Regions from separate parts of the Homo sapiens genome. Here regions 1 and 2 are each linked to region 3. Evidence: chromatin loops called from intact Hi-C (ENCODE). Cell type or tissue: sigmoid colon. All regions are shown on one strand. Each heading gives the region's core, and the rest is flanking DNA. Links, peaks and the distances in the headings are about the cores only. Region 1 overlaps VGLL3 (vestigial like family member 3). Region 2 has its middle 59 kb from the start of MIR4795. Region 3 holds the start of LINC00506 (long intergenic non-protein coding RNA 506).

Region 1 (11,349 bases), core at 1,297-9,296, 120 kb after region 3:
AGTTTTTTTAGGTGTTTTTCAGCTGTAAGGCAAACAATGATAGGAAGTATATGTATTTTACTTGGCACAATGTCTTATCAGTTACCTCTAATCCTGCTATATATTCTAACAGGGTTGAAAGAATTTCATTTCTTTCCATTAAGAAAACCTAACTAGCTGGGCGTGGTGGCTCATGCCTGTAATCTCAGCACTTTGGGAGGCCGCGGCCGGGCAGTTCACCTGAGGTCAGGAGTTCGAGACCAGCCTAGGCAACATTGTGAAACCCCATCTCTACTAAAAACACAAAAAATTAGCCAGGCAAGGTGACAGCCACCTGTAATCTCAGCTACTTAGGAGACTGAGACAGGAGAATCGCTTGAACCCGGGAGGTGGAGGTTGCAGTGAGTCGAGATTATGCCATTGTACTCCAGCCTGTGTGACAGAGTGAGACTCTATCTAAAAAAAAAAAAAAATAACAAACCTAATGAATATGATTGGTCCCTTATCTCCATACAAATATATGTTTCTTGATACCCTTCTCCTAGAGTTATTATAAAGATTTTAAAAATAATCTATATGATTAATTTAGCACAGCGCTAAACATTGGTTTCAAATATGCCTATGCACTGATCTTTACAGAAATGAGTCTGTGTGTATCTGTAGAAAAGGGCAGGAGCTATGTCAAGCCATAGCAGAGTAAATCACTGACTTAAAACCATACAGAATGCTAATCTTACTGATATTGCAGTTGCAAAGAAAATCATCTGTTGGCTCATTGATGTACATAGGGTCTGCTTGGGCAATTCATTCTCATGGGAAAAAGCTCTCAAAATAAATACGAAACCTAAATAGTCAAATGGAGAAAGGAAAAGGAGGGCCTGTCTGATGAGCTGGCTGATACTGGAAATGAACAGAATGTCCATAGGACCAAGACATGGGGAAAAAAGTGAGGCGTGACTAATCTCACCCTGCTGCCTCCAAGGAGTATCGGCCTCTGACATCATCCCTTGAAACTCTCATTGTAGAGTCACAAGGCCCATTTTGAGCAACTCTAGAAGAAAGTAACTAGAAGGCAATCTTTGGACATAATGGTAATGCATAATTACTGAATGACAGAAAACACTGGAACACATGTCATTTCACTTCTGACCCAGCCATTTATTTTTATGGGAAGAACAACAAGAGAATGGCAATGAAATTACAGCAAGAACACTTTAGCTTAAGAATTGAGTAGAATTTTGTTTTTTAACTGATATTAATAAAAAATGTAAAAATGTTACCTTTTAGCATTTAATAATCATATTTTAATCAATATTGATTCTAATGTGTTTTCTGGAAATTTTTAAGATGACTTAGAGTTTCTATAACACTTCATTGTCCCATTTTCCTTTTAATTTAGTTTTTGTTATTTTCAAAATTAATAAGCTGTATCATTCTTTAAATTTTGAATCTTATCTTTCTTAAATTTTTTACTCGGAGATTTTAAAAAATTTTTTTGGAGGTAATGTGTGTGTGTGTGTGTTTTTTTTAAGAGACATTTACAATCAGTGTAAAAAGTATCCCACTATTGTGAAATTGAAAGAAATACCTGGTATACCATGTTGCAGTCTAAATCAGATAGTGAGATTACTGGGTTTGCTTTTAGTGGATTTTATTAGACAATGTATCAATATTATCATTTTCTTTTTTGTCTAGAAATAAACTCGTGTGTATGTATGTGTGAGTAATATTTTTAACCCCAAATGAAAATTGAACCAAAATTACAGTTGGGCATTTTGTATGTGTTAGACTGTCAGTGTCAACATCATCCAAATATTGGTTAACATCACCTGTATACCAGGTAATATTGAATCCAAACTCACCATATAGTGTTAATAGCATAAAGTATTGTATTTTCTTCACTCACCTGAAATGTAATATTGCATAGAAATAGCCCATGCAGTTTTTCATATGTCTTCTTCATCCAACAAATGTGGCTGTGATTAAGTACTCATAAGCAAAGAATCATGTAATGAAAAAAATTTACATACATATGAAATAAGCACACTGGTTCTCAGGCATGAAACAAAGCATATCATCTCTTCCTTTGCATCAAGACTTTTTTTTCTTAAACAAGCAAGACACCGAATAGTGATTTTGAAGTATAAACTTCTTCATAAACATATTTTCAACTCAATATTGTTTCAATTGTAAATGTAACAGGTTTTTTTTAAAGGGCTGCATAGATCTTTGCAAACTTTATATTCATCTCAAGAGACATATTGACTGGGAAAATATTAAGTTCCTTTTAATTTTATTTTTCCCTGGAGCATTTTAAAACTTTGTTCAATCTTTATGGAGTGCATTTTCAAAAATAGATTTCTACTTTCAGTAATAATGTCTTCACTAATCATGGTACAGTACTTCATAAATAGACCAATAATATTTTTGATAAATAATTGATTCATTATTCCCATTTGCGCATGCATATTCAAACTGCATAAGCATCTATAAAATAAGATTGGCTCCATGTACATATAAATGAGACTAAAAGCATACAGAGAAATGGTATATACTCTCCGTACTTTTGACATCTTAATGGTGGATTTTAATAAGGGGAATTCTATATCTCTGGCACGTACTTGTGGTTGGGGCTCAACGGTTTTCATAATAGGATTCTAGCCCCTCGGGAGATGGAAGTTAGGAGCAGAATGAAGGCTTTGGTCCCAAAGATGGGAGTTGTGAGAGCAAAGTGGCAGATGTGTGGTAGCAAGGATGAACTATGTAGAATAAGGAGCCTCTCTAAACTCTCTGTATGGGTTTTAAGCTTTAAACATTGATGGCTTTCATTGTGGGTATGACAGAAATATTTTACAAATGACCATCACCTAAGGCAAATTGAATTTTCTTCTTACAACTTACACGACTTTCCTTCTTGTCATTAATAGTATTTTTCATATGTTGCAAAGAGACGATTGTTAATTCAAGAAAACATAGTTACCTCAATGTCAGTAAGGCTGATTATAGGTGGTATTTTTGGATAGATTGTGATTTTAACAAAGTCATTCAATTAAAAGTTTCCTGAGGTTGTTTGAAGACTTAAAGTGTGCAGTTCCATTCTTTGCCTTTTGAAGAACACCATTTCCTAGATTTCCCCAAGTGTTTTGAGATCGATGGAGATGTTGTGAGAGAGGGAATTGACTGTGAATAGCTGTGTGACCACAGGATGAATGGGATGAATGGTCATGATCATAGCTCTGGTGCCCAGCTGAAGGGGAGAGAATAGAAGAGCTTGCAGTGCTGCTGCCACAGCCTTTAGGGGAGAGGAAATGTTCACACACCACAGTAATGCCGAATTATGTTAACCAAATGATATATGTGGTGGTTGACTGAAGTTTTTTAAGCTTTCCCTGAGGCAAGAAAACTATGGCCTGATATTTATAGAGAGAACATAGATAATGTCAGAGTTTTGAATATTCTTATTTTAAAATACTTCTTAAGATATCCTCCATTCATACCCTTCATTCAATGGAAAGATCTAGCAAGGTTCTTTTATGTGGAACTCAGTATAAAAATACTCTCTTAAACTCACATGACTAACATCTTTAGAAAATGTCTTCTTCTGTAAATAAAAATAATCCATAGGGCACTTCACAGACTGTTAGCAGTATTAAGCCGTAGATAATTTGAATTAATGAGTTCAAATACTTCATTTTCTTAGTGAAAGAAAGTAAACCATGGAAAGATCAATGGGTCCATATTGGGTGATAAAATGAGATAGGGTAAGACCTAGGATCAGAGCTGGGCTCCTTGGTCTCCCAGCCCAGTGCTTGTTTAGTTATACAACACTGTAGGCAACAGGCTACAGGTGGAGGCACTGATCTTTCCACAAACGGATTTGACTGTGTCACTTACTAGATTAAAACCCTTCAAAGCCCATTGAGACCCTGCCACCTCAGAATAGAATTTACATTCAGTACCATGGCCAGCAAGTCTACACCCATCTTGGTCCTCATTTCAATAGTCTCAATTTTTCTGTTGCCACCTTCTGCCTATGGAACTCTTTTTGTCTTTCAAATGCTGCTGCTGTCATATGTGTGTGTGTGTGTGTGTGTGTGTGTGTGTGTGTGTGCGTGTGTGTAATATATGGCCTTTTCTTATGTGCTGATCCATTTGCCTAAAGCTTACTTCCCAGGGCTAGCCCCCACTCAGTCTGTCAGCTTCCACTTATCACTCTCTAAGCTGGGTCGGGGCTCTCTGTGCTTCCTGTTGGGAGAATACCTACCGTGTCACCTTGCACATGTCTGTTTTTACTTATCTATCCTTCTGCAGATTGTGACTAAAAATGATGTCCATTTGGTCATCCCTGACGCCTATGTTTGATACATAGTAGGTCGTGTATAAATGTGTTATTACGATTGAGTAGGAAATTGAACTGATGAAGAGTTAGGGGATCGTTTTCTTTCTTATTCGTCTCTAAGTGCTATTCTTTGATATTTCCCTCTCCCCAAAATACTTCCTCAAACCCATGACTTCTACTTGAATTTCCTCCACTCATCATTTCCATAGGATCTTCACCAAATTCGAGATGTTGAGGTTCACAGTTACAATTGCGCCCTCTTGTGGCACTTTATGAAGAGGCCCAGCCATTGGCCATTTAGGCCACCTGGCTTCAAAGCCTAGTCCCATTCTTGCCATCTTAAGCCTTAGGCTTCTTCTCTACTGGGATTTTCTCATCATGGGAATAATAACAATAACTACCCCATAGGCCTGGAATGAAACTCCTATGAGATTATCCATGAAAAGCCCCTGGAAAAATGTTGGGCATTTGATACTGTCATTAAATATTGACCATTTTTATTCTCGGTCTAGAGACTCCCAGATCTCCACAGAAAATAAATAAATAAATAAATAAATAAATAAATAAATAAATAAATAAAATGAGGTTGGAATACACTCTTCTTAATGGAAAATGAGTGTTAGTGAGTATAAGTAATTGTAATCTTACTTCCATTGTTACCTTCGGCATTAAAATGTTTCATTTAAATGAAAATTGTATTTGCATTTAGAAGTTGGTAAAAATGATCATGTCCAACTTATACAAACCTCATTTATGGCATAAGATTTCTTTACCAGTGAAGTGGGTAGATATGACCTCCTCTTAGGCCTAATGGCTGCAAGGTACTCAGAAGGAAATGAAATTTTTCAATCCCCAAATTGCAAACCTTAGCACAGACTGTGACGGCATAAGCCAAGCAAAGCAAATGGAGGGAGGCTCATTTAACACTTTGGATCTTGCACATGGACCCATTGGCTTGCGAGCCCAGAGGCCAACCTGGTATCAATTCACCCCTGTTTGGGGAGAATAAGAGTGCATGCTAATTTGACTGCTTGTAAAATATTATTGGACAATTAGAGTGGACAATTAGAGGCAAGTCTATCCCAAAACTGAGTCTTATGTTAATAATGTTTTTTATTTTCTGTCTTCTCAGACAGCTCAGCTCTCTCAAGCCAGCGGAATAGTTTCCCAACTTCCTTTTGGACCAGCTCTTACCAGCCCCCACCTGCACCTTGTTTGGGGGGAGTTCATCCTGACTTCCAGGTCACTGGACCCCCTGGCACCTTTTCTGCAGCTGATCCCAGTCCTTGGCCGGGACACAACCTGCATCAGACTGGCCCAGCCCCTCCCCCTGCTGTGTCTGAGTCCTGGCCTTATCCTTTGACATCTCAGGTGAGCCCATCCTACAGCCATATGCATGACGTGTACATGCGGCACCACCACCCTCATGCCCACATGCACCACCGCCACCGCCACCATCATCACCATCACCACCCTCCTGCTGGCTCTGCCCTGGATCCATCCTATGGGCCTCTGCTGATGCCTTCAGTGCATGCGGCCAGGATTCCTGCTCCCCAGTGTGACATCACAAAGACAGAACCAACTACAGTCACCTCTGCTACCTCAGCATGGGCTGGAGCCTTTCATGGAACAGTAGACATAGTGCCCAGCGTGGGATTCGATACAGGTAAGCTGCTGGATTTCTTTCTTCCTATAACAAGATAAAGTTAATTTAAGAAAGGGTGGAAATTTGTTTTGAAATTATTTTTTCTTATCTGTAAAGTTAAACTTTACCAACATGTTTATGGAACCTAGCCATTTTGCAATAATTTCTGCATTCCTGCAGAAACTGGTATGACTAGCTCATGAAATCCAGCCTGAGAAAGGTCTCAGAGCTTTTCTCTCATATCTTAGGTTAGTAGTCTGTTCCTTTGAAATGGAATCTCTGGTACCTTCTGTTTAAAAAGAAATGAGCCCATTATTTAAATCTCCCATGTCTCTGAGCATTATACCATGTGTCAGGCCTAACAGAATTCAGAAATGGTGCACTTCAGTAATTTTTCTTTCCTTTCTTTTTTTGTTAGGCCTTATGTATGACTTATAAAAACTGGTTTCTGAAATATAGTCTATAGTGTAGCCTTTTGAACAAGAATTAGGGAACATATTTTAAAAGAATGATTTTTTTCTTCATTTTCTTCCTCCTCTCCCCTCCTCTGCCCTCCGTTCCCTGACTTTATCCTCCTTTGCCTTTCCTTCTTTTCTCTTATTCCTCCTCCTTTGTTCCTCTCCTCTCTCCCTGTCTCTGATTTAAATAATACAAGACTTAAAAGACTACTATAAAATTTATATTCAACAGATTTAGAAACTAATAGTAAGGAAATGATTTCTTCACAGAGCATTCATCTCCTGTCTGGAATTCAATAGTTCTGAAGGTTCTGTGTCAAATGTCTGAGCTTGATTTTTGGACCAGACTGGTCATATTAATAGTATTCATAGTTCTGAGCTCATGAAATCATAGGCATCAGAGCCCAAAACGACAAATTGATCATTGTATCCCTGGAGTCCAAAGTAGTGGGTCCCAGGTTCTTTTGCTAGAACATTTTGTGGCACATTGGAACTCTCTTTCCAAAAGCTTAAAGAAATTCTTTCCTTCCTTAGCTTTTCTGTAGTGTGGAGAACCCTTAATCATGTGCTGGTTCACAACAAATAATTCCCCAGAGTCATAAATGCTCAGCTTTATTTTACCTCTCCCGTGACATGAGTGGAACGTTCTTATTTTGGTTAACTTTTCTCCACTGAGCTTTCCATTGTTGATCATTGCCCCATCTAACACATTTCAGCTTCCTATTGAGACTGGGTTCAAGCTGCTTTTCTAAACAAAGTATCAGGGGACTTGGTAATCCCTCTGCAGATGCGTGTGTGATGGCACAGCAGGCACAGGCTTCCCTTCTTTCTTTGCCACATACTAACAAAATAAAGACAACTTGGGAGTCATTTGATGCCTGAGGCCAGATCTTATTAGAGTTCCCAATTTGGCAGCTGCCTTCATGGACAGCAGGTCTCAGGAGGCTCTTCTCTGTTTTATGTGGTACTTATGTGGCAACAGCAACAATGCTCTTAGCAGGCAAAGGGCGTGTTCTTCCCTCTATGAATTCTACCAATAAGGGGGGAAATGGATGTGATTATTGCTCTTTCATTTTGAGAGCCTACTTTTGTACTTGTTCACTTTGGTGTGAGCTTGATTCACTCACTTGTTACAGAATTTCAGCTTGAAATAATCTCATCAAGATGAAAAGCCATTCTCACACCTTTTGGAAATAGACAAGAGGGTTTTTGTTCCCTGGAAATTCTTGAGAGGACCCAGTTGGATATCATTTATAATAACTCTTCATACTTACAGAGCTATGAATGAGCATTTATTACTCACAATATAAGGCATTACCTGGGGTACTATATATATATATATATATATATATATATATATATATATATATATATATATACACACACACACTATTACTTTAAGTTCTTAAACTAAATCTGAGATAGACCTTGTTAGTTTCATTTATGAATAAGAAACCTGAGGCTCAGAAAACTACTTGCTTAAATTACATTGTTATGTGTCCAAGCTGAAGTTTGAACTAAGACGTGTCCCTCTCTGAGAGATTGCTGGGATAACATCTCCTTGTATAAGTAAATCAGATAAAATTAGGTGAATTCAACTATTAAAATGGTTAATAGTGAAAGATGAAGGTTTTCCTATTGCATGTGTGGCATGCTGCCCTTTGTCAGCATGGGTTTAGGACAGTAATCAAGATTCGTTTCATAAATTTTGACCCAATTGAGAAAACAAAGGAATCATGAAAATAAAGATAAAATTATTAGCATAATCATTGATCAGGCAGAATTGGAGATTCTAGGTTAGACTTAATGCCACAGTTAGACCTCCTACTGCCTTCAGCTAAATTTAGATTCTGGAACATGCAGTTCTGGGGAAAATCTAGAGTTCAGAGAAGATTCCCGTAGACACCTTCCTTGTTATACAGCTTAGAGCTCCGTTACTGTGAAGAGACTGATGATTGCTCAGATTTGTCTCTGAAAAACGTAATCCAAGGCCTAAGCCTTGTGTGTGTCCCTACAAAAGGCACAAGCAGGAGGACAATGCACCATCATGCATCGAGGCTGGCCCGAAAAAGAGACAGTGGGAGGGGCTGAGCCATATGTGGTCATTTTATTCTGCTAAACTCAGATATAATGACAAATATTACATCTCTCTATCTTTGGGAGGAGTTAGAGAGGGGTGTTGTACGTCAATTTTTCTAGGAAACAGACTCTGAGACTCAGATTTGCTTGTAGACAATTTATGGGGTAATGTTCTCAGGGCAACATCTTTGGAGAATGAGAGATTTGGGCAGAAGTCTCACTGATGAAGTCAATAGAGGCCTGGATTCTACAAGGAGCTCTGGAGTGAGATGGTTCTTCATAACTGTTCTGCCTGGGGTCAAGGGGGTTGGGCTTTTACATTCCTGAATTGACCAGTTAGAAGTTGTGATCTGCCTCTGGTAAGGGGACATGATATTGGGCCAGGTGGGTTTGTTCAGCTGAAGGCAATTCCCAAAGAGAGAAGCAACTGAGAGTCAGGAATTGCCGGCAACAAGAGAATAAATGCCTCGGTCCTAAAGGGAGAGGGATCTGGTTGCACACCACACTGTCCTCTAAAGAGGGACAGCAAAGGGGTAGTAGCTACTGTACCACTTTTCCAACTCCTTTTAAATGAACAGAAGTTTCTGCATAGTAGGACCAAGCTAGGAAGGGGTAGCAGAGCAGTTGAGAACAGTGAAAGTTGGGTCCCTCTGTGTAACCTGTGCCACATTGGCCTGAACATACAGCCAGAAACGGTGACTCAGCTGAAAACTCAGCATCGATATTGGGTGACTACTGAGCAGCCAAGAGAAGAACCTTCATACAGTCATAAAACTTCTCAAAGTCCAGGTGACCGGGACCATTAAAATATAGGTCATTTTCACATCCATTAGAAGATAAATACATTAAACCAACTATTTTGAGAAGAAGTTGGTAAAAACATGAAATTTGCTTTCTTTCCTTTTTTTTTTTTTCTTTTGATGGAGTCTGGCTCTGTTGCCCAGGCTGGAGTGCAGTGGCGCAATTTCAGCTCACCGCAACCTTCACTTCCTGGGTTCAAGTGATTCTCCTGCCTCAGCCTCCCGAGTAGCTGGGACTACAGGTGCATGCCACTATGCCCGGCTAATTTTGTATTTTTAGTAGAGATGGGGTTTCACTATGTTGGCCAGGCTGGTCTCGAACTCCTGACCTCATCATCTGCCCACCTTGGCCTCCCAAAGTGCTGGGATTACAGGCGTGAGCCACTTGCGCCGGCCTAAAAACATGAAATTTTCATTAGTAGAGAAATGATGTCTTAGTGCTTTCAAGCTGTTATAATAAAATACCATACACTGTGTAGCTTATAAACAACAGAAATTTACTGTCATAGTTTTGAAGGCTGGGAAATCCAAGATCAAGGTTCTAAAAGATTTGATGTCTGGTAAGGGCCTGTTTTCTAGATGCCCATCTTTTCATTGTAACTTCATGTGGTGAAACGGGCAAAGTAATCTTCAGGATCTCTTTTATAAGGGCACTAATGCCATTCATGAGGCCTCCACCCTCATAACCTAATTACCTTCTAAGGCTCGCTTTCTTATACCATCACCTTGGGGGTTAGGATTTCAACATCTGAATTTATTTGGAGGGGAGTCATAAACATTCAATTCATTGCAAATAATTTAATAATTTTAGGTTCATTTTTTCACTGTATCTACTTGAAGAAATTAAGAAAACCTTGAAATCTAGAAGGTTGAACGTCATATAATGTGTAGTGACAAACGAAAGTTTTATAATATCATGTATGGCATAATCCAGGGGTTAGCAAAATTTTTCTGTAAAGAAACAGATAAAAATATTTTATGCTTTGCCATGCCATACAGGTCTCTGTTACCACTACCTAATTCTACTCTGCTCATGTGGTACAGAAACAGCTATAGACAAAACTTATATGAAGATAGTTGTGTTCCAATAAAACTTTATTGGTTGGTGCTGAAATTTGAGTTTTATATATTTCTCACGTGTCATCAAATGCTACTCTGCTTTTTTTCTTCTTTTCTTCCAACCACTGAAAAATTCACTCCTGCATTCTTAATTCATGGGTATACATAAACAGGTGATGCTGAATTTGGCCTGTGGGTAGTTGCTGACCCTCAGTATCATCCCTGTGTATAATTTTTATCTTCTACACACATTCATGCAGGTGGGTGCATGCACTCCCTCAATGAAAATTATCTTGAAGTGTATATCCCAACTTTTAATTGTAGTTACTCCTGGAGAGTTAGTGGACGGCATGAGCTTTGAAGCCAGACTGCCTGATTTTGTCAGCCCAGCTCTGCCACTTACAAAAGAAGCAGACTTTGGACCAATGACTTTACCCTCCTGCTACTTCAACTTCTTTATCTGTAAACAATGCCTAATAGGATTGTTTTGAGATTAAATTAGTTCATGCAGTAAAGCATTTACAAATATACCAGGCATATAACATGTACTCTGTAAATTCTAGCTATGTAAGAGAAGATGGACAGACTTACACTTTATTTAACTTCTAAAAATTTATTATTTAGATATATTTCACAATAGCATATGCTTCACCAGTTTAATAAGTATAACTGATTGGTCTTATAATATATTCACAATATTGTGCAACCTTCTAATTAGAGAACATTCCATCACTGTAACAAGAACTCCTATTCCTCTTAGGAATAACTCCCAATTTTCCCTATCCGCTATGCCTGGCAAATATTAGTCTACTTTCTACTTCTGTGGATTTTCTTATTTTGGAAATTTCATACAAATGGAATTATATGATATGTGGCTTTTTGTGTCTTTTTTCACTTTGTGTAATGTTTTCAAGTTTCATGCGTGTTGTAGCATCTATCATAAAGTCATTCTTTTTTGGGGCTAGGTACGATTTCATTGGGTGGATAATA
Region 2 (11,349 bases), core at 1,272-9,271, 77 kb before region 3:
TTCTTTCCCCCACACTTCTTTGTAGAAGAAATTTGTATATTGAAGATAATTACTTGAACTCTCATTTTCATTTCTATACTATAAAAAATCAATAGATTTTTAAAAATGTTTGGAGAAGACGCGTAAATAGAAAAAGGAGCAGTAAAGAAACAAATATCTCCATGTAGAAAGACTTTAAAATGTTTGTGTTGGTATTGTTTAAGTTACTGTAAAGAGTATCTTTTCAAAAGAAAAACTAAGAATAAAATGGAATAAACTGGGGGGTGAGCATAGGCGTCAATTAAGTATGGTTTCCTAACAGATTAACAATAAATATATCAATTAGTATTTAGGAGGGTTATTTTGCGCTAAAGGAATAAATGATTTTTTCATTAAAGTTCAAAGAATATATGTAACATCTCTAAAGCAAAATTACATTTCCCTACATAGTTTGTAAGTAATTGGAGTATGTATAGTATCTCCACTGTTATCCCCCTAATCCATCTTCCTAATTTAGTCCTCATGTTTAGATCTCTTCTGCCTTAAAGAAATACCGCTTTTTTTTTCTTTGGTGGTGACTAGTCTGAGCACGTTATCTTTCCTAGGGCCTGAAACAGCACAGAGAATGTTGGCATTAGATTAGATAGATAGATAATGTTATAGATTAGATAATTACCACAAAATAGTATAGTGAGAAAAGTTCAAGTTTTGCACCACACAGATAAGAGTTCAAATACAAACATCACACTGTGGCTTTCAGCATATCATTCCAATTCTCTGAATCCTAATTTTTTAATTTGTACAATGATGATAATAATTTGCAGCTTTGTTGAGATAATTTATAAAGTGTATGGTACATGATAGGCCCAAATAAACAGTAGCTGTTATTATGATATCAGAGTGAAGTATGCTGTAATTATTTGCTTTATGTGTGGCTGTGTGAAATTTTCTCACTATTCCTAATTTCTGTGTTTATACAAACAGGAAAAATATATTAATACCACATGAAATACAAAGCTGTTTGTAGAAATTCAATAGGAATACGGACAAATCAACAGGCGAATAGTCCTATTAATTAATACAATCATAAAAAGAAAAGAAGTTACATGTTAAAAGTAGAAAGAGTAAGAAATTAACTATGAAAGTCATGACTAAGAATTCATCTTAGGGATGGAGTAACCCAGTTTTTATACTATACAGTCTAAAACTTTCAGAAAATCATTTAGATTTTTCCCTTGTATTTCCTACTGGTCTAAGATTCCTTTTTTATTTTTCAACCCCCCAAAAAGTAGATATGAAGATGATGGTTATGTTATCAATGTGTGAGAGAGAACTTTTTAAGAAGTATAGCAAAATTTATGCTACTGAGGAGAGAAGATAAAGCCTTTTAAATTATTCATATTGATAGAAGTTTGACTACGCAAAAACTTTGCCAAAATAAATTTAGAGGCATTAAATCTAAGATTCTTTATTGCAATTTTAGAATTAAAATTCCACAAGAAAAATATCAGAAAATTTAGACTTCCTTTTGGAGATAAAGAAGTTCCTTTTGGTTTGCCATTCCTATTCATCCTTCTGTTTTTTGGTCACTTATATTGTGTTGGTATTACACTATTTTTGTGTTTTGAAAGTATTATTTCACAAATGAACACATTGAAAGTGTCACTTGATAACTATATTATTTCACTATGCATTCAAATAACAGTGAGAAATATTATGACAATATGTGAGGTGTTTCTAGAGTTGCAGAGATAAATTGATCAAAACAAAGAGATCTCTGCATCTGCCCAGCATGAAAACACCTTTTAATTTAAGCTGAACCGATCTTCTAAGCATACCTGAGACAATTTGTTCTACTCAGATCTCAGTCATGCTCTCATACCAATTAAAATGATGAATGACATAAGTTTTACAATTGTGAAAAAATATATATATTGTAAAACAATATATGTCTATGGTATGTTTTTATTACAGTAAAAAAGCCTTTAAAATACTTAGTGCAATACGACATGGCTTTTTTCCATAATTGTTTGGAACTTGTGTTTGTGTTATTCTTCTCTGTTGGCACACTACAGTATTTATATCAACTTGACTTAACCTGTGGGCAATGTATCAGCAGGCGTAGGCTTTCACGCAGTGAGTGCAACCTTTAATGGGGAGTTATTATCAACATTCTTATTAGTAATATTTATATAGTGTAATAAATATGCTTATTTCTAAACTGGTGTCAGCAAAGCAAGTCCTTGCCCTGATGATCTAGCTTTAGGGTGCTGTTATTCCTTAGAAATCACATTTGTATACATGATTTGGACCAAGCCATGCAAATACTTCTCTATTTATCCTTCTGATTTAAGTATCCAGCAGCCAGTTATTTGAGGTGCACACAAAGTAACTTGAATGGAACCCACTACTTCTAAATACCCTAACTCACTAAGAATGAAGCCCAATTCTGATTGTTTATGAATTATCCTGGTTAGCTTACTACATGGAGATGAACTATGTTTTATTGTTCAAGCCAGGACAATGTTGATAGTGCAAGGGGCCCTCATTAACAACCTGGAAGAAAAACCATAAATCAGACTGTCTCATGCAAATCAGGCACCTTTTTTGTCAGCTTTGTTATCTTTGCAGCAACTTTATTAATAAATGCTTCTTCACCTCTCCTACTAGTCATCCATGTGAATTCAAATTAGGAAGCTTCAGCTCCACCATTTACTGGTTGTACAACATTGAGAGCTCAAGTCTTCTAAGATCTCTTCACTCATCTTCAAAATTGACATGATAGACTGGAATTGATGGCTCATGCCTATAATCCCAGCACTTTGGTAGGCCAAGGTGGAAGGATTGCTTGAGGCCAGGAGTTCAAGACCAGCCTGGGCAACATAGTGAGATTTCGTCTCTGCTAAAATAATAATAGCAAAATGAACATAATAATGTGGATGTTGTCGTATGCAAAGGGCTTATCACAGTACCTGAGATACAGTGAGTACTCAACTGATAGTGATTACGATTATGACCATTTCCCTGGAGGATGCCCAAATTGGAGGTATTGATGCTGTCATTGAGCAATGTAGTTTATGAAAGTTGTATACCATGGCACTTGCCTGAAAGATAGGAGGTAAAATCTGGATGGTATTACTTTAGAAAGCACTCATTTCTTTGTGTAACATTAACAAAAGAATAGATGTGTAAAAAATTTTTTATCAAATACAGATATTCCTAGAGAATTCCTATGGCTTTTCCCCACACTTTCAAGACACATGTGTTTTCTAATATCTTAGGAGGCTGGCCCTTAATAACACAGCAAGATAAGGTAAGCACTCACTAAGCATCTTTCCAAAATAATAGTTTATGATGAAAAATATGAATCTAATATTTACAATTCATACAGTGACATGGAAAGTTTATTTAACTGGCCCTAGTTTCTGTCTATAAAATGTGGCTTATTAGAATGCCTCGCATGATTCAATATAACAATGCATGCACTTATCATAGCATCTAGAATATAATAAGTAATCAGCAAATATTAGCTATTCTTTATTATCTGTTCTATGTTTCATCTCACGGGATTACTTCTCTGTTTAACAAAATGATGCTTACTATATTTCAACATTTCTTTAATTGAAGACACATCATTATGCTATATGCCACTAAAGTAAAATAAAAACCACTATTACTAAATAAATTATCTGACACTATAGATTATAGTACACATCACACTTTCAAAAATGTTACATATAAATTTAAAATGTGCATTTTTGAATCAATGAATGTAATAGACAATTATGCCAAACAATCTGTTTCAATGCATTGATGAAATCAAACTAGAACATCTTCTTAAGCATAAGTGAATATATATATATATATATATATATGTGTGCTTATATTAAGTGCATCTGAAGATCTTTTAAAAATGCAGATTAGGAATCTGAAAAATCAATTTCTAAATTAGATTCCGACTTTGGGGTTGACTATGATGTTCTGCTTAAAAATGCAGATTAAGAATCTGAAAAAAAAACCTATTTCTAAATTAGATTCTGACTTTAGAATTGACTCTGATGTTCTGCATTCTTAACAAGCAGCCAGGTGCTGCTGATACAGTTTGCTGGGGTCTACACCTTGAGTAACAAGGAACAATTCTGGCCTCCTGGCTAATGGTCATTTTCTGAAGATAATGCTCTCATTAGAATGATGGAAAGGGTGTTTTCAAACTGCTTGTGCCTTATAGGTAGAATATCTACTACATATGTTCTTATCCTCCATCCCTTTCTTCCACTTATCTCTTTCTCTGCCTCCCTGTCTCGGTCCCTGTGTGCCTCCCTGTCCCTTTGTCTGTCTCTCTTGCTCTCTCGCACCCACGCCTGCATCCACACACACACACCCCACACAGCATATGCATACAAATACACACACATGAAAACATAATGACCCACAGATACTTCAGTTCTGAGCTACATTGTTTTTGCAGATCCCTTCGTGTCAAGATGTGAACATCCTCCCTTTCTTAAACAGAAAACACTAGGAAAGAACAATGCACTGGGCAGAAAGTTTATTTTAACAGTAGCCTTTTGTTTGATATTTAGTTGATATTCTAACAGAATCTGGTTTATCCAGAGATAGCTAAACTGGGGTTACTACAACTCCTTTGCACGCTTTCAAAGGTTTTGCCTGCTTTCAAAGGTTTTGCCTAACAGCAAGGCAATCAGTTGACCAGAGCTGACGATGTTTTATTTGACCAACAGATGGCAGTAGCAGTCTCTTTTTTTCCGTGTAGAAATCAGAAAATTGAAACTAACCTATTCATAAGGTTTTTCGAAAAGCACTCATCAACGTTTTCTGGGTTCTTTGAATTCTTAGCTGATTTCAAAATGTTATCTCATTCTTTGAGCACTGGACCACTTAATCACTCTTATAAAATGTAACCATATTTTCAGGAGACATGTTACCTACTAGATCCCTATTTGTCTAATTCAAATGGAAAACTAGGAGACCGAGACTGTCTCATTTCGCATATGCATAATTTTTTACTTTATGCATCGGGATATTCTGACTACACTAAAAATACATTTCTTTAAAGCAAAAAGGATAACTTACATTTCTGAAAATTACATACATTTGCAAATGAGCCAGAGTAAATCATTTCACCAATCTCCATCAAGATCAAATTTTCAGATCTAATCAGCTGTAAACTTCAAGGATATCTAATGTGTTTCCCTCTATAGTGTGTCTGAGAATATGTGTTATTTTTATTAGTAAATTTTGATTTGATGTATCTTTACTGAAGCATTCTCATACTCATTTCACCACATCTTTTATGTAAAATTTGGCAGGACTATATTTGAATATCTTTTTGTGGAGTTTCACATAAGAGATATAGAAAATATTTTTTAATCCTCACTGTTCTATAAAATGGGGCATGTGTAAATACAAATGTTTGTAACTGTAGAATGCTGTATATATACATATAGATAGGGTGTTTTAAGTTAAAAATAGCAAATTTTTAAAATTATAGAGGGTTGAAATAAATTATACATATATACAGAATTCCAGAATTACATACATATAAAACAGTTTTCTATTTAACATTTAACTACCACATTTAAGAGCATCATAATTTGCCTGCTAGCCTCAAATTTAAACTCAGAATATCATTAATACATTTAGATTCATTTTCATTCTCTCCTTTAAGCAAACCAGTAAATATTTATAATTTACCTGTCTTGATACCTTCTCTCCTTGATACCCTCCCTAACTCCTGGCTAGGGCTTTGTGTTATGCAGTTTTTGTTTTCTACATTTTCCATGACTTTATGCACTTGTCTGTTTTGGGGCTCAGTCTTGCTTTTAGATACTTAATTCAGAAATGAAAATAACACAGAAACTCTTATATTTATTCTCCATGGATATCTAAGTATAGATTAACAGAAAGACTGAATGTTTTCTTCTGAAATTGTGAATAAGATAAGGCTGTTCATTTTCACCTCTCTCTCAACTTAGTACTGGAACATCTAATCATGGCAATAAAGCAAGAAAAAGGAATAAAAAATACACAGATTAGAACAGAAGAAATAAAATTGTCTTTATTTACAGATGCCATGTTTGTCTACATTGAAAATTCCAAAGGAACTATAAAAAATGCTCCTAGAACTAACAAGTGAGTTCCACAAAGTTGCAGAATAAAAAGTCAACACACATTTCTCTGTTCTACAATTACTATGAGGAAGCTAAAATTAAAATACAGTGTCATTTATAATTACTCCAAGGAAAGTAAAAAAAAATTTTTTATGGTAACAAATCAAAGAGACATACTATGTTCATGGATTGGACAGCTCAACATAATAAAGATGTCTATTATTCCCAAATAGATTTATACATTTAATAGAATTCCTGTAACAATCTCAGCAGTTTTGTATACATTTAGACAAATTCTTTGTAAAATTTACATGGAAAAGGCACAGGGTCTAGATTAGCTAAAATCATCTTTAAAAAGAAGAATAAAGTGGGAGAAATTAATCTACCTAATACATAAGGCTTATTGCCAGACTGTGTGGTACTAACAGAAGGATAGACACATAGATACATAAAAAGAATAGAGAACACTGAAAAAGACAGACAAAAATATGCCAAACTGACTTGCACCAAAGGTGCAAAAGAATCCAATGAAGTAAGGATAGACTTCTCAACAAATTATACTGGAGAAATTGGACATCCATAGGCAAGGAAATGAATCTCAACCTAAAAATCACACCTTTTACCAAAAATGAAATCAAAATTAGCCATGGGCCTAAATGTAAAATTGAAAAGTATAAAACACTAGAAAAAAAATAGATGAAAATTACTGGGATCTATAGCTAGGCAGAGTCATCTTAGATTTAATACCCAAACATAAACTGTAAAAAAAGATTGGTACATTGAACCTCATCAAAATTTAAAACATTTTCTCTACGAAAGACACTTTAAAAGGATGAAAAGAGAAGCACCAGACTGAAAAAAAAAAAAACAAACTGGTATGTGAAACACAAGAACTTTCAAAATTCAGCAGTAAAAGCAATCCAATTAGAAAAAGCCAAAATCAATAAACAGACATTTCACTGAACAGGATATATAATTCTATGATTATCCCAGAATTAAAAGTTTAATTTTAAAAAGTTACAGGAAAAAAAGGAATTTAGCTAGGGAAGGTCAATTTTTTTCTAAATAAAAAATATCACAGAAACAACAACAAGAAAACTGATTAATGATACAATAGGCATAATATTAAAACCTTGGTTATAATAATAAAAATAATAACTTTCATGATCTTCATGATTTTTAAATGTATTCACATAAAAGAACTCATTCTAATTTTTACAGCAACCCTAAAAGTTATATGGATTTTTCCTATTGAAACAGAACATTGGAAAGGTTAAGGTCAAGAATCTTGTCATGAAGTCAGCAAGTAAAAGAGCTGAGATTAAATCTCAAAAAATTTTGGTCCATATGTTCTTCCTAGAATAAAATGAAGGTATTTCCACTTTAAATTTAGTTGCTTTTGATCAAGAGGGAAGATACTAATATTAAATTGAAACCTAAGAAATAATTGCTAAATAAGTTAGGTGCAAGCATCCTTCTCCAAAAAGTATATCTGTATTAAGTTATTTTTACAAAAACATCAGACATCTATTATCTATTATTGTACGGATGCTGTGGCCAAGTCAAAAAATAAGTATAAAATAATTTGCAGTCTATATAAAATAATTTAAGGAGGAAAAATAGATCGTTTCACACAAAATATCTTTTTACTATCCTATTATTATTTGTAAAAATCCTACCATTCTATGTATACTTTTGATTATAACACTGAAGTCTTCTCCAAAAAATAATGTCGTCATAAATGTTACTTGTGTCTCATACGTTTATCTCTTGGGAAGGGTAATGTGATATACCAGTAGTGTTAGTTAGTATTCTCAGAAGAATTTATTTTTTTCTATAAAAGAGTAGGGTATTAAAAAAATAAGTCATAGAATTGGTAAGTTTGATTTGGGGAAGGAGCCAGAACATTTCCATAAAGCAAACTAAGTTTAGGAAGATTGGCAGAAGCAGAATGGACCAATGTGAAGACTTAAGATCTGCGGCTTTCAAAATACTGTCCTCAACTCCAAAAATCGAAGTCTTTATTTGATTCATGTAGGCCAGTAAAGAGTAACTCCATAGAATTTCATTTGTTTGTATCCTAAGGGCAACATACTTACTGTTAAGGACAATTAAGGGAGATATGTTGAATTGAGGAGGATAATTACCAGTCTTCGAAATAGGATTACCAAACTACTTTACAAAGCTCCTGCTACAAATACTTATCGATCTTCGGAACTACCATTTTCTGGAAGCACAGTTTGTTTTATTAGTCATCTTGACCTTTAGCTGGCTAGGGTCTTTAATTTTTTACAAAATGTGTTTGTGTGTGTCTGTGAATGTGTTAGGTTATAGTGAGCTTAGCTTTCTCCTTATCAGTTTAGGCTTATTGTGGATTATCTTTTGATTAACAATACATGGTGAGAATTGCATATTTTTGACTTTATAGTAATTGAAATTTAAGACATATACATTGTGGTTAGAATATATATACATAAAATATACATAATAGTGCCAAGGTAAATAGATACATCATCTCTTCCACTTCTACCTCTATGAATTTTTGCCACTTAAAATGTACCATGAAGATAATTAAAATAAAATTCTTGAGTGTTTAAAAAATTTTTATAGAACACTGTTTTCATAAAATAAATGCATGTGGTATGGTTTGGCTGTGTCCCCACCCAAATCTCATCTTGAATTGTAGCTCCCACAATCCCCACATGTTGCGGGAGGGACCCAGTGGGAAGTAATTGAATCATGAGGGTGGGTCTTTCCCGTGCTTTTCTTATGACAGTGAATAAGCCTCACGAGATCTGATGGTTTTATAAGAGGGAGTTTCACTGCAGATGTTCTCTCTTTCCTGCCACCATGTAAGACGTCCCTTGCTCTTCCACCGTGATTGTGAGGCTTACCCAGCTATGTGGAAGAGTGAGTACATTAAACCTCTTTTTCTTTATAAATTACCCAGTTTCAGGTTTGTCTTTATCAACAGCATGAAAACGGACTAATATAGCAGCACGTAAACGGAGTTGAAATTTTCCCTTGTAAATTAAATAATGATTAAGTAAAAATAAGCAAAAAAAAAACAACAACCACTGAAATGAGTTGTTAGGAACGAACTTATTACAATTTCTTTCATCTCTCTTCTTTATACTGGAAAATGAGAACATGTAGAGTAGGCAGGTCTCAGAGTCTTTTACTGTCCTTCATTGGACAGTGGTCAAAACTTTTGAGACTTCTCTTGTCCCAGGAAGCCAGGAGGCAACAAAATGATACAGACCCGCAGAGAAAAAGGAAGCTTTCAAAGGGAAAAGGGTGAGCACAGCACAGAAGTCTACATAAGACAAACATGAATGACCTTCTGGTTTGATACGGGGTTGACTGATCACTTATTTCTAAACTTTCATATTATATTGTAATTTCCATTTGACTTTTACTTAATACCATGCAGAACATTAAAAATTGAGATTGCCTTGTGGATATAGGAAAAGGAGATTTATAGTCCAGGTTAGGGAAGTTAAAATGGATTTTGATAGAGTATGAGGATGCTATAAAATACATTTAGGATTGAATATTATACAATGACATTAGAAAAGCAAACCTGTGTACATGTATGTAGATAGCCCTAAAGCTTTATATGCATATATATGTAGATCGAAAGAAGGAATTATGTTAAATATTTAATTCCTGTTTTCAAAATATATAGCAAGTTCTATTTTATGCATAAGAAAACTGAGGCAAGGACCTCTATTAATATAGATGTTATTTATCGACATTATCAATTCTAGAACAGTGTCACTCAGGGCCACTAAGCACCTCTAGCTCTCAAGCACATTTGTCATATAATTTGACTTTTAACTCCCACAGGTAGTGAGTTCTTATGGATATGGATTGAGAAAAGTATAAAACAATACTTTGTCACACAAATTTCCATTTGTCAAAGATGGAAATAGCTCTGTGTGTTGTAAAATTTGCTTTGCCTTGGAAACTAGTTCAACAATGCTTTCACGTTAGCACTCTTTTTATATCTGCTGAATGGAAATATAGGGCTTAATAACTTGAGCAAGATTCAAACACGGTTTTTAAAAGAAGTGGTGCTTATGGCATGTAAGAGTTTCTTGCTACTAATGAACTTGAATCAGAAAGTTCTGCCATACCAAAAATTTTCAAGCATAGTGCATTTTATCAAAGATATGAGAATTTAACTATGTCAAATTAATATCTATCCTGGTAATTGAAAAAAATTAAATGAGAGTAATTAAAAGAAAAGCAACACAGAAAAATGACTAGGCTGAGGTAAAATTAAATCTTCCTTGCCATTTTCTTCTTTTTTTTTTTTTCATTTTGGGGCAGAGAAAGTGCTGAAGAAAAGAGAAACTATAACTTCTTATTCATTGACGGGTAATAGGTATTTTTATTCTAATTGTACATTAAATCCAATTACTCTGGAAATAAGAGGATTGTCATTTAACTTTTAGAAGAAATCTAAAAATTAAATAATATCTGAACAGCAGATGGCCTTGTATAACGTGGTTCTTTAGGGTTATCAACTTGAAAAGGAAGTATAATGGAAGAGAGGGAGGATAAAGGGAGGAGGGGTGGATAGTAGGTGAAGGTCCTTGGAGTATTGTTTTCCCTTAGTCATAAATCTCCAGGACTAGCAATGTGGTATTACTGCTTTAAACATGCTATTGAAAATACTCTCTCTGCATCACAAAAATGACAAAATCCAACTTAGAAGAAAGAGCCGTTGAGAAGGTTGATTAATGATTTATCTACCTGCGTACAATGTGAAATGGTATTGAGATAGGGACTTCTATGATGAGAGCATCTTATCAAAGGAAAGTTCTATCAGAAAGTAATTGATTTTCACTTGTTCAGGGAAAGAAACTGCTCTCTGCATGAGGCCAGATCCTTCACTTTTCAGCAGATCATTATGTTCTTTATTATTTATGCCTATCTAGACTGGCAAACTTGCCCTAGGGTGAATGTGTAAAAAGGTCTTTTGTTTGCCTTAGCAAAACAGCCAGGAATCGTGGTATTCAGAGTCCTGAGGATGCTGAGGCCATTCACTTTGTATGACAAACCTTAAGATGAATCCTCAGAGCTAGAAGGGAAAATACCACTCCAGCTTACCTCCTCCCCTCTCCTCCTCTCCATTCACAGCACAAACACAGATATATAAATACTTCAGGAGAACTGAGGGATGAGGGACTTGTGGTCTGTCCCTAGCATTGTCAGAAGAGAAGAAAGTGTG
Region 3 (11,349 bases), core at 1,385-9,384:
GAATTGAACTCAGCTCTGCACCAAGCAGACCTAATAGATATCTACAGAACTCTCCACCCGAAATCAGCAGAATACACATTCTTTTCAGCACCACACTACACCTATTCCAAAATTGACCACATAGTTGGAAGTAAAGCACTCCTCAGCAAATGTAAAAGAAGAGAAATTATAACAAACTGTCTCTCAGACCACAGTGCAATCAAACTAGAACTCAGGATTAAGAAACTCACTCAAAACCGCTCAACTACATGGAAACTGAACAACCTGCTCCTGAATGACTACTGGGTAATAACAAAATGAAGGCAGAAATAAAGATGTTCTTTGAAACCAATGAGAGCAAAGACACAACATACCAGAATCTCTGGGACACATTCAAAGCAGTGTGTAGAGGGAAATTTACAGCACTAAATGCCCACAAGAGGTAGCGGGAAAGATCTAAAATTGACACCCTAACATCACAATTAAAAGAACTAGACAAGCAAGAGCAAACACATTCAAAAGCTAGCAGAAGGCAAGAAATAACAAAGATCAGAGCAAAACTGAAGGAGATAGAGACACAAAGAACCTTCAAAAAATCAATGAATCCAAGAGCTGGTTTTCTTGAAAAGATCAACAAAATTGATAGACTGCTAGCAAGACTAATAAAGAAGAAAAAAGAGAAGAATCAAATAGATGCAATAAAAAATGATAAAGGGGATATCACCACCGATCCCACAGAAATACAAACTACCATCAGAGAATACTATAAACACCTCTATGCAAATAAACTAGAAAATCTAGAAGAAATGGATAAATTCCTCGACACATACACTTCCCAAGACTAAACCAGGAAGAAGTTGAATCTCTGAATAGACCAATAACAGGAGCTGAAATTGTGGCAATAATCAATAGCTTACCAACCAAAAAGAGTCCAGGACCAGATGGATTCACAGCCGAATTATACCAGAGATACAAGGAACAGCTGATACCTTTCCTTCTGAAACTATTCCAATCAACAGAAAAACAGGGAATCCTCTCTATCTCATTTTATGAGGCCAGCATCATCCTGATACCAAAGCCTGGCAGAGACACAACAAAAAAAGAGAATTTTAGACCAATATCGCTGATGAACATCGATGCAAAAATCTCAGTAAAATACTGGCAAACCGAATGCAGCAGCACCATCAAAAAGCTTATCCACCATGATCAAGTGGGCTTCATCCCTGGGATGCAAGGCTGGTTCAACATATGCAAATCATAAATGTAATCCAGCATATAAACAGAACCAACGATAAAAACCAAATGATTATCTCAATAGATGCCGAAAAGGCCTTTGACAAAATTCAACAGCCCTTCATGCTAAAAACTCTCAATAAATTAGGTATTGATGGGATGTATCTCAAAATAATAAGAGCTATCTATGACAAACCCACAGCCAATATCATTCTGAATGGGCAAAAACTGGAAGCATTCCCTTTGAAAACTAGCACAAGACAGGGATGCCCTCTCTCACCACGCCTGTTCAACATAGTGTTGGAAGTTCTGGCCAGGGCAATTAGGCAGGAGAAGGAAATAAAGGGTTTTCAATTAGGAAAAGAGGAAGTCAAATTGTCCCTGTTTGCAGATGACATGATTGTATATCTAGAAAACCCCATCGTCTCAGCCCAAAATTTCCTTAAGCTGATAAGCAACTTCAGCAAAGTCTAAGCATACAAAGTCAATGTGCAAAAATCACAAGCATTCTTATACACCAATAACAGACAAACAGAGAGCCAAATCATGAGTGATCTCCCATTCACAATTGCTTCAAAGAGAATAAAATACCTAGGAATCCAACTTACAAGGGATGTGAAGGACCTCTTCAAGGAGAACTACAAACCACTGCTCAATGAAATAAAAGAGGATACAAACAAATGGAAGAACATTCCATGCTCATGGGTAAGAAGAATCAATATCATGAAAATGGCCATACTGCCCAAGATAATTTATAGATTCAATGCCATCCCCATCGAGCTACCAATGACTTTCTTCACAGAATTGAAAAAAAATACTTTAAAGTTTATATGGAACCAAGAGAGAGCCGACATTGCCAAGTCAATCCTAAGCCAAAAGAACAAAGCTGGAGGTATCACGCTACCTGACTTCAAACTATACTACAAGGCTAGAGTAACCAAAACAGCATGGTACTGGTACCAAAACAGAGATATAGACCAATGGAACAGAACAGAGCCCTCAGAAGTAATGCCAGATATCTACAACTATCTGATCTTTGACAAACCTGACAAAAACAAGAAATGGGGAAAGGATTCCCTATTTAATAAATGGTGCTGGGAAAACTGGCTAGCCATATGTAGAAAGCTGAAACTGGATCTCTTCCTTACACCTTATACAAAAATGAATTCAAGATGGATTAAAGACTTAAATGTTAGACCTAAAACCATAAAAATCCTAGAAGAAAACCTAGGCAATACCATTCAGGACATAGGCATGGGCAAGGACTTCATGTCTAAAACACCAAAAGCAATGGCAGCAAAAGCCAAAATTGACAAATGGGATCTAATTAAACTAAAGACTTCTACACAGCAAAAGAAACTACCATCAGAGTGAACAGGCAACCTACAGAATGGGAGAAAATTTTTGCAGTCTACTCATCTGACAAAGGGCTAATATCCAGAATCTACAATGAACTCAAACAAATTTACAAGAAAAAAACAACCCCACCAACAAGTGGGCAAAGGATATGAACAGACATTTCTCAGGAGAAGACATTTATGCAGCTAAAAGACACATGAAAAAATGCTCATCATCACTGGCCATCAGAGAAATGCAAATCAAAACCACAGTGAGATACCATCTCACAGCAGTTAGAATGGTGATCATTTAAAAGTCAGGAAAGAACAGGTGCTGGAGAGGATGTGGAGAAATAGGAACACTTTTACACTGTTGGTGGGACTGTCAACTAGTTCAACCATTGTGGAAGTCGGTGTGGCGATTCCTCAGGGATCCAGAACTAGAAATACCATTTGCCCCAGGCATCCCATTACTGGGTATATACCCAAAGGATTGTAAATCATGCTGCTATAAAGACACATGCACACATATGTTTATTGTGGCACTATTCACAATAGCAAAGACTTGGAACCAACCCAAATGTCCAACAATGATAGACTGGATTAAGAAAATGTGGCACATATACACCATGGAATACTATGCAGCCATAAAAAATGATGAGATCATGTCGTTTGTAGGGATGTGGATGAAGCTGGGAACCATTATTCTCAACAAACTATTGCAAGGACAAAAAACCAAACACCACATGTTCTCACTCATAGGTGGGAATTGAACAATGAGAACACATGGACACAGGAAGGGGAACATCACACACCAGGGCCTGTTGTGGGGTGGGGGGAGCGGGGAGGGATATCATTAGGAGATATACCTAACGTTAAATGACGAGTTAATGGGTGCAGCACACCAACATGGCACATGTATACATATGTAACAAACCTGCACGTTGTACACATGTACCCTAAAACTTAAAGTATAATAATAAAAAAAAGATACTCTGTGAAAAATAAAATAAAAAAAAAGAAAAGAAAAGTTAGGTGGCAGCTTCTCAATTGGAAAATTAAACAGATTCTGAGATATCAGAATTTCCTCTGTCCTTTCCTAAAGATGAGAAAAATGTAATTGAAGCTGTAGCTTGATCTGGGAAATTATAGATGCTTCAAATAGTGTGGGAATGGAGTTCATTTTGTTTTCACTTTTTCCAACATAAGAAATTTACAGATCAACTCAACATTACTAGGGATTTATATAACATTCGTTATCTAAAGGATATATTGCAGTATAACTTCCATATATAAGCACCATCTTGCCTTGTATATATACAGGTTGAATTCATTAAGAAACATTATCAAGGCCGGGCATGGTGGCTCATGCCTATAATCCCAGCACTTTGGGAGGCCGAGGCGGGCGGATCACGAGGTCAGGAGTTTGAGACCAGCCTGACCAACACGGTGAAACACCATCTCTACTAAAAATACAAAAATTAGCTGGGCGTGGTGGCACGTGCCTGTAATCGCAGCTACTCAGGAGGCTGAGGCAGGAGAATCACTTGAATCCAGGAGGTGGAGGTTGCAGTGAGCTGAGATCGAGTCACTGTACTCCAGCCTGGGTGACAGAGCGAGATTCCATCTCAAAAAAAAAAAAAAAAAAGAAAGAAAGATATAAGAAGCATTATCAAGTCTGTAGCAAAAGCTAATTTCCAAAGTCATTCAGTGGTTGTTAGTACAGGCCAAGGGAAATTCTTTTCATACAGAAAAATATTTTGATCTCTTCCTTAAGCTCAAAAATTTCAAAAAAATTGAGTCCTAACCCATCAAACTGCCATGCAGTAGGACAAGCTCAGGGTATTCATCTTTCATTTCTAGTTGTCTGAACTGTTCACCAGAGTGAATGTAGTTCAGCAATGACAATGCTGGTTTAAATAACAAATGATAGATTAAAATGTTTTATGCAAAGTACTGCTGATGAATAATAAAATGAATAAATAAATAAACAACGTATATTTTCACAAGCTTTGTAAATTTTTTCAAATTAGACTTTTTCTGTTCCACATACTGTCTCAGATTCAATTGAAAGAGATCTTAGCAGATTGTACTTCAGGTTGTAATGAATTCATATTTTCTCAACTTCTTTAAAAATATTCTCATGTATAGTTGTTCCCAGCAGACTATTCATAGGAGATGATTCTTTAGTGACTTCAAACTCAACATTAACTCCTCAAGGAAATAACAGCATTGCTGCCAACTCATCTAAACATACTGGATATTTGCTTTGTTCTTTAGTTGTCTGTTGTTGCTACTGCCAATACCCTCAACTCTTCAAGCAACTGTTCATGTGGAAAAGATAATGGTCTTTACAGTATAAATGTGTAAAATCCATACATAGCTCTCTGGCAGTACAAAACCAGGTGGCAAGCTAGAGATATCTAGCCTATTGGCAGTAGTTAGCTGACACTTGCACTGGATGATAATGATTCTGAGAGATGTACATTTCTGTCAGAGTAGGCCCTCTGTAACATGACTGTTAATTAAAAGTATATATACAGATACATGCATATATTAAAAATATATGTAAAACATATACATAAAGTATATATACATATATACATATATTAAAGTGTGTATACACATATATATGTACACATATAAAAGTGTATATATTTATATATGACAGTATATGTTAATTTTGGTGGGATTTTGTTCTGTATTTGAGTTCCAGTAAACTTAGATATATCTAAAAATGTAAGCCATAAAACTTCTCTTCACGGGACAGGATTATGTGCTGGAGCTAGCTCACACCCTAACTAGCATCAATTGTTCAAATTCTAAAATTTTGAGTTAAAATTCAATTGCATACACTTGTTTGTAATACACTTGTTAGATGAATTTTACTGGAAAAGTAATGGAGACACAAAATTCATTTCTTCCTAATTAGTTGCTACATTTTGCTGTTATCTGTGTTCTTAGAGTTATTTATGTCTATTGTACCTTTTAGGTGGAAAAATATAAAAGAGTGTGCAATTGTGACTCTCTCCAAATCTGTATTCAACGACTACATATTGTAACTTAAAATCGCCTATGATGGGTAATTTAAACACAGAAGTCAGCAAATGCTACAAATCAGGATTTGGTTTATGGCTTTGTTGATTGTCTAGGCTAAGACATTTACGGAGTGAAATGCAATAATGAAGAAGAGATGTAAATACGTGTTGGGTCAGTAGCCATTGCTTTGTGAATAGCACATATACACTCACAAATAATTTTTGAAAACTATTATCCAAATGAGGATAAAAGTCACTCAAGTCAGAGTGAAGTTCTGTTGTCCATCTTCGTTTTTTAATTTCCTCTTTCTTGTTAATACGTATGTTAGAAAATATCAGGAGGCCTGTTGATCATGCCCTGTCCTACCAGTGGCCTCTGAGCTGCCTGCTTGGCACTGCTAAGCTGCCCCTGGATTGGTTACAATGTGGGCTTTTGTCTGGATTACAGGCGGAGGAAGAATGGGGAAGCAGCAAAGCAAGAGCCTTGCTGGAGTTGGCCACTCCTCTGTGCAACAGCCTAAATAGCGCAGCACCCAGGACGCACTAGGCCCTCCATAAATGTCAGCTTAACAGAAAGTGACAATTAATCCAAACCTGAGGCGAGTGAGAGGCGCAGCTGCAGGATCAGTGGGTCCTAGGGCTTCCTGAAACGCAGTCTTGAGGCTCCTGTAGGAAATTTTCTCCCTCTCCCCGCAGGCATGGCTTTTGTACGAGACGGAATGAATGTCAAGCTCAGGTTCAACTCGCGCTTTGGAACCCAGGAGGTATCCTCAGCGAGGCCTGATGGAGGACAGGAGGGGCTGGCCGAGGGTGGAGAGCGAAGGGATCGCCGGAGCGGAGCGAGGGTCTCATCCCCCCTGCAGGACCCTGGCAGACCCACACGTTCCCTCCTTTCGCACAAGTCGGTTGCTGCCCTCTACCCTTTGGCAGGGCATAAGAATGACTTCCGCCGCGGAGATCCAGCGCTTCCTTCCATTTTGCCTCCTGGCCCCTCCTGGAGACCGCAGCCGGTTTCTTGGCAGCTTCGCGCCCCAGAGCAGGAAGGGACCGGGACGCGGTCACATTTCAGCTTTGGTGGCTGCGCCCGCGCCCCCGTACTCCGGGCAGGAGATCTGGGCTGCGGGCGCCAGGCAGAGCTGGCATCTTCCGGGACCTGGATGGTTGTTGCGTAGGGGCTCCCAAGCTAAGCTGGTGTAGGAGCTCTCAAAACTCCCTTTCTGGCATCCCACGGAAAAACACATGAATCAGAAATTCCTCTGCCTGGTCCTTCTGTAGGGGCCGAATGGCTGGGAACTCCCAGGTACTCGCGTGGGGATCATAACCCAGAGACTGCGGGGCGACCCTCGGAGAGAAGCCCCCTGCAGCTGCACTTGGCTTCCTTTTGAGCCCTACTGCCTGTCAGGGACCCCGAAGACTGCGAGGCCAGGGGTACAGACCTGGGGTGTGCTGGCGTCCCCTTTCCATCCCAAAGTGCTATTTTATTTTCCTTTCGCTTCACTCTGGGTCTCAAGCCCTTTCAGTTTCTCAGCAGAGCAGGCCATTTCGTCTGTTCCCAAATATCTTTTAAAAGTTCATTTGTCTCGCAATCTCCCCACAATGCAGAATCTTGTACTTATCCTTTGGTACTATTAAAATAAGATAACATTCACCATTAAATTGGTCCAAAATATCTTTAATGTTAATATTTAGGTCGAGAAGCGTTGATGGCTCTTGCACAGTCTTGTGTACAAGGGAGGGAAAAGTAGTACAACTTCTCTGGAGAATAATTTGACAAAATATGTAAATAACTTTAAAAATACTTTTGAACTTGATCCATCTTTTTCTAGGATCTTTCAAAAAATTATATGAAGTCTTGATAACCTACAAAGATCTTCATCACATTATTATTTGTAAAAGAAAAAAATGAAAACAACTTTATCCACAACAAGAAACATTAGATAAGTTATGATATGTTCATCTTATAGACTATAAGTTGTCATTAAAAAGATTGACTGATGCTGTCAAAGTACAAGAAATAAAAAACATGTAAAAACAGAAACAAAAACAACCACAAAAACAAAAAAACAAGAAACAAACAACAACAAAACCTCTGCTTGTCAAAATATTCAAACCATTTAAAAACAAGCTGGTAAATGGTGAAATTATGTATGGCAAGAGTATCACAGATTTAAAAATAAAACATAAAAGGAAAAATAAAAAAAACACAGCCTCCAAGAAAAGTAAATTAGGTATTTGTACTTAGATTGTTAATATAGAAAGCCCTTTTATCAATGCTAATAACACTCCCAAATATTGTGTACATTATTAAAACCATTCTGGACGACAATTTGTCAAAGTAAGTTTATTCACAATACCTAGTTAGTCATTATTGTCTAGCAGGCACTAGGAAGGTTTCTCTATAGGAGCAGGGTAAGGGGAGAAGGGTTTTGCTATCAGCCCCGTAGGGAATTATATGAATGTAGGGTATTGACAAGTGGGTGGTTTAGCTCCCTCCTTCACATGACTTGATTTGATTAGTGGGAGTGAGCAGACATGAGAATATGTCAATTCAAGTTGAGGCTTTAAGAAGTGTGCTGTCTTCTGCTTGCTCTAGTGTGCTTAGGGTACCCCTCGTGAGAAGAAGATGATTCTGTAGCTATTGTTCAAAATTTTAGCCTGGGCCCTTGAATAAAAAACAAACCAGACTGATGACAGCAAACTTGAAACTCAGACCTAGCAAAGCCCAGAGGAACAAGTGCTGATCAACAGAACTGCAATTAAAAAGTAAATCTTTGTCATCGTAGCCCCTAAGTTTTGAAGGTCACTTGTTATGCATGGGTATTGCACAAAACCTACTTAATACGCATGCACAAGGTAGAACTGTCCTATCCAAATGCCCTGCGCCCCCTTCATCCCCTGCCCTAAAAACACTGGAAAAAGTGAATGAAGAAAAAAGCTACAGTCCCTGACTATGTGGAGATGTGGGATGGATATGTACATCCAACACATAATCGCATACATAGTTATATAATTACAAATTGTCATAAATGGTAGCCAAGAAATTTGGAAAAGCATAGGATGAAAAGAGGAACAGGAGGAATTAATTTCAATTGGGAAATTTAATTGAAATTAATTTCAATTGGAAAATGGGCAGAGTATAAGCAGAAAAGGATTTCAGTTAGAAAGAACAGAGTGAACAAAAGAGAAGAGCAGCGTGGGGCCTTGGAGCTTCTGGTAGGTGGTCAGGGTGCCCAGAGCACAGAGAGCTCTAGATGAGGTCTGGGGGAACAGCAGGGTCCAGCTCACACAGGGCCTTATAGGCCATAATGGGGATTTGGATCTTATGAGAAGCTCAATAAGAGACATAGATATGTATTTCTTTCAAACTAAAATTTATTCATGTAAACATATTAATCTGAAAACTAGAGCAAATTCAGCCCTTGGCATACACAAATGGACATTGAATTTTGAAAATATCCAAAAGTGAGACTGTTCCTATAAAACCATTACTACAGTGCACATTACAGGGGGCTTTTTAAACACCATCAACTGAAATACTATCTATACACTAGCTACAAAATAGAAGAAAAGGGAATAATTTACTCATGAAATTCACTTTTAAATAAATGAGATATATAAAATATTCTCAACAATTAACATTTTTGTCACCTTTCCATTTGCTTGTATAATAACAGTGAAACTAAACAAAAGGAAATTCTTCTTTTGGAAGAGAGGCAAAAAAACTTCTGTGTTTCTGAGCCATAGAAGAGTCTTGCTAAATATCAACCAAAAAATAGTATAATTACATGATCTAAAATTAAAATAAAATAGAAACAATTTACAATCAGATTCACATATAAATATTTATGCATTATAGATTTACATTTCTAATATAAATATAAAATATGTATACATTAATAAAGTACTATGCTAAGAATTATAACCTTTAAAATTTCTATTTGCACTATCATCTAATCCCTTAAACAGTGGTCCTTAATATTGCCAAGATAGAAAAACATTAAAATTGTTTTAGAAGATTAAAAAAAAAAACCATTTGCTGTAGACTCATTGAGTAGACTAGTTGAAGACTAGCCTCTCCATTTCATTTGGGAGAGTTAAATCAAAAGAAGGTCCCCAGCAAATGCCAGTACAAGGAGCATCATGATGTACTCTGTCTTTCCCTTGTGGAGCCGCTGGTGCATCTCCTTCTCCTAGGGTTCTAACACTGGGGCGGGGGAGGGGGGCGGCATCTTATCTTTAATAGCCACTAGACCCTCATTTTCTACACTATTGCACCTTCCTTGGGATCTAGAGAGCATTCCCTGGTGGGCTTCTCGGGCCTCTGCCAAATGTCCAATTTAGAACACCGGGGATATCAAGATACTTCTCAAAATGTTCATATTCAATTCTAACTCGAAAACTTCCTGTCTAAAGTTGCCATTTTTCCTTCCTGAACTCATCAGTTACTCTTCGTTATCAGTATTCTCAACCTGCTAGCATGAGCTTTTCTTTCATGGGAAACACGCTGACGATGATACTTGCCAGTGATCATTTACACTGTTTCTGAAAGATTTTGGCATGTCTAGCTCTTAACATGAAAGGCTGTTTTTATCAATTGGTTTGGTAAGATTCTTCTTTATTTTTTTGTGGTAAATTTACTCTAAATTGTGTATTTCATGAAAATCCATTTGTTTTTCTTGATGTAGTTGAAGAAGGACATGAAATATCTTCTGGAACTATTGCTTTTTACTTTCTGACCATGATTTCTTGGTTGCAGCAAATCTGCTCAGTTTAATACTTTTAATATAATATTTAGGTACATTGATTATTTTATCTTCTTCAGTTATTTTAATGTACATTTCATTTATTTCTTCTCTGTTAAAATAAGTGTGTTTTCTATGCTTGCTGTAACAAATTACCACAAACAGTGGCTTAAAACAATGTAAATTTATTATCTTGCGTTCTGGACATCAGCAGTCTGAAATCAGTTTCCCTGGGGTAAAATCAGTGTATCAACAGGGCTGCAGTTCTTCGAGCAGCGCTATCGGAGAATCCATCCCTTCTCTCTCACAGTTTCTGGAGGTGGCCTACGTTGCTTGATTCATAACCACATCTCTTCAACCTCTGCTTTCATTGCATCATTTCCTTCCTGGACTTGGATCTTTCTGCCTCCCTTTTACAAGAACCTGTGTGATTACTTTGGAGCTCACCCAGGTATCCCAGGGTACTCTCCCCATCTCAGGATACTTAAATTGATTATATCTATGAAGTCTCTTTTGACATGTAAGTGAATAGAATACATTTACATTTTTGTTCTGGGACTTAGGACATGGATACCTTTGCCAGGGAGAGTAGGGGACATTATTCAGCTTCCACAGTAAGTTTTACTAGGCCACATCAGTCCATTTCTTCAAAACTTCTAAGAAATCTCCATTTCCTGAAACATTTGTTTTAGGAAATTCCAAGTTCCCACCATCCATGTCGTCTTCTCCAATAACAGCAGTCAGATCACTGAGCTTCAGCAAGGGTTAACCTAGAAATTTGATCTGATTTTTACTTTTAGAACTTGTTCCATACCACTTTTGCATTTTATAGCATTGCATTTCATTTAGTGTTCACTAACTCTTCTTTCCCATCTTTCTGCTTATAAAAAAGTCTTCATACTTTCCTCATGATTAGAATTTTTATCAAAGCATTTTAATGTCTGAAGTTGTGCTTCATTTTGCTGATGTATAATGAAGAGTGTTTTAGCTGAAATGTAGTTGAAGCAGCTACTTGAAATT

The links. A loop is a pair of places that touch in the nucleus more often than their neighbours do. Peaks named below come from ENCODE experiments on the same cell type or tissue, not always from the same donor. Only the 100,000 strongest peaks of a DNase experiment are listed, where the experiment ranks them.
Region 1: it touches region 3 in a loop (4-fold over the local background); 26 of 110 quality-filtered maps call a loop at or near these places.
Region 2: a loop joins it to region 3, with 3 times the contacts of the local background. A loop is called at or near these places in 21 of 110 quality-filtered maps.

What each region holds. Positions count from the first base shown.
Region 1 is chr3:86,963,225-86,974,573 of GRCh38, reverse strand. It overlaps VGLL3 (vestigial like family member 3), which reads left to right. Exons shown (of 4, transcript NM_016206.4): 3 at 5,451-5,984. Among named protein-coding and RNA genes, the nearest start is that of VGLL3, 22 kb to the left of the region's middle. In sigmoid colon, for the core only: a CTCF peak has its summit at 4,556 (motif pointing left); no DNase peak of the experiment used is centred there.
Region 2 is chr3:87,161,436-87,172,784 of GRCh38, reverse strand. No RefSeq gene overlaps it. Among named protein-coding and RNA genes, the nearest start is that of MIR4795, 59 kb to the left of the region's middle. In sigmoid colon, for the core only: CTCF peaks have their summits at 4,525 and 4,724 (motif pointing right); no DNase peak of the experiment used is centred there; H3K4me3 peaks cover 680 bases.
Region 3 is chr3:87,084,440-87,095,788 of GRCh38, reverse strand. LINC00506 (long intergenic non-protein coding RNA 506) reads right to left here and starts at 6,509. Exons shown (of 3, transcript NR_104153.1): 1 at 6,182-6,509. RefSeq lists an enhancer at 6,489-6,538. In sigmoid colon, for the core only: no CTCF peak of the experiment used is centred there; DNase peaks (open chromatin) are centred at 6,038 and 6,518; H3K4me3 peaks cover 1,936 bases; H3K27ac peaks cover 669 bases.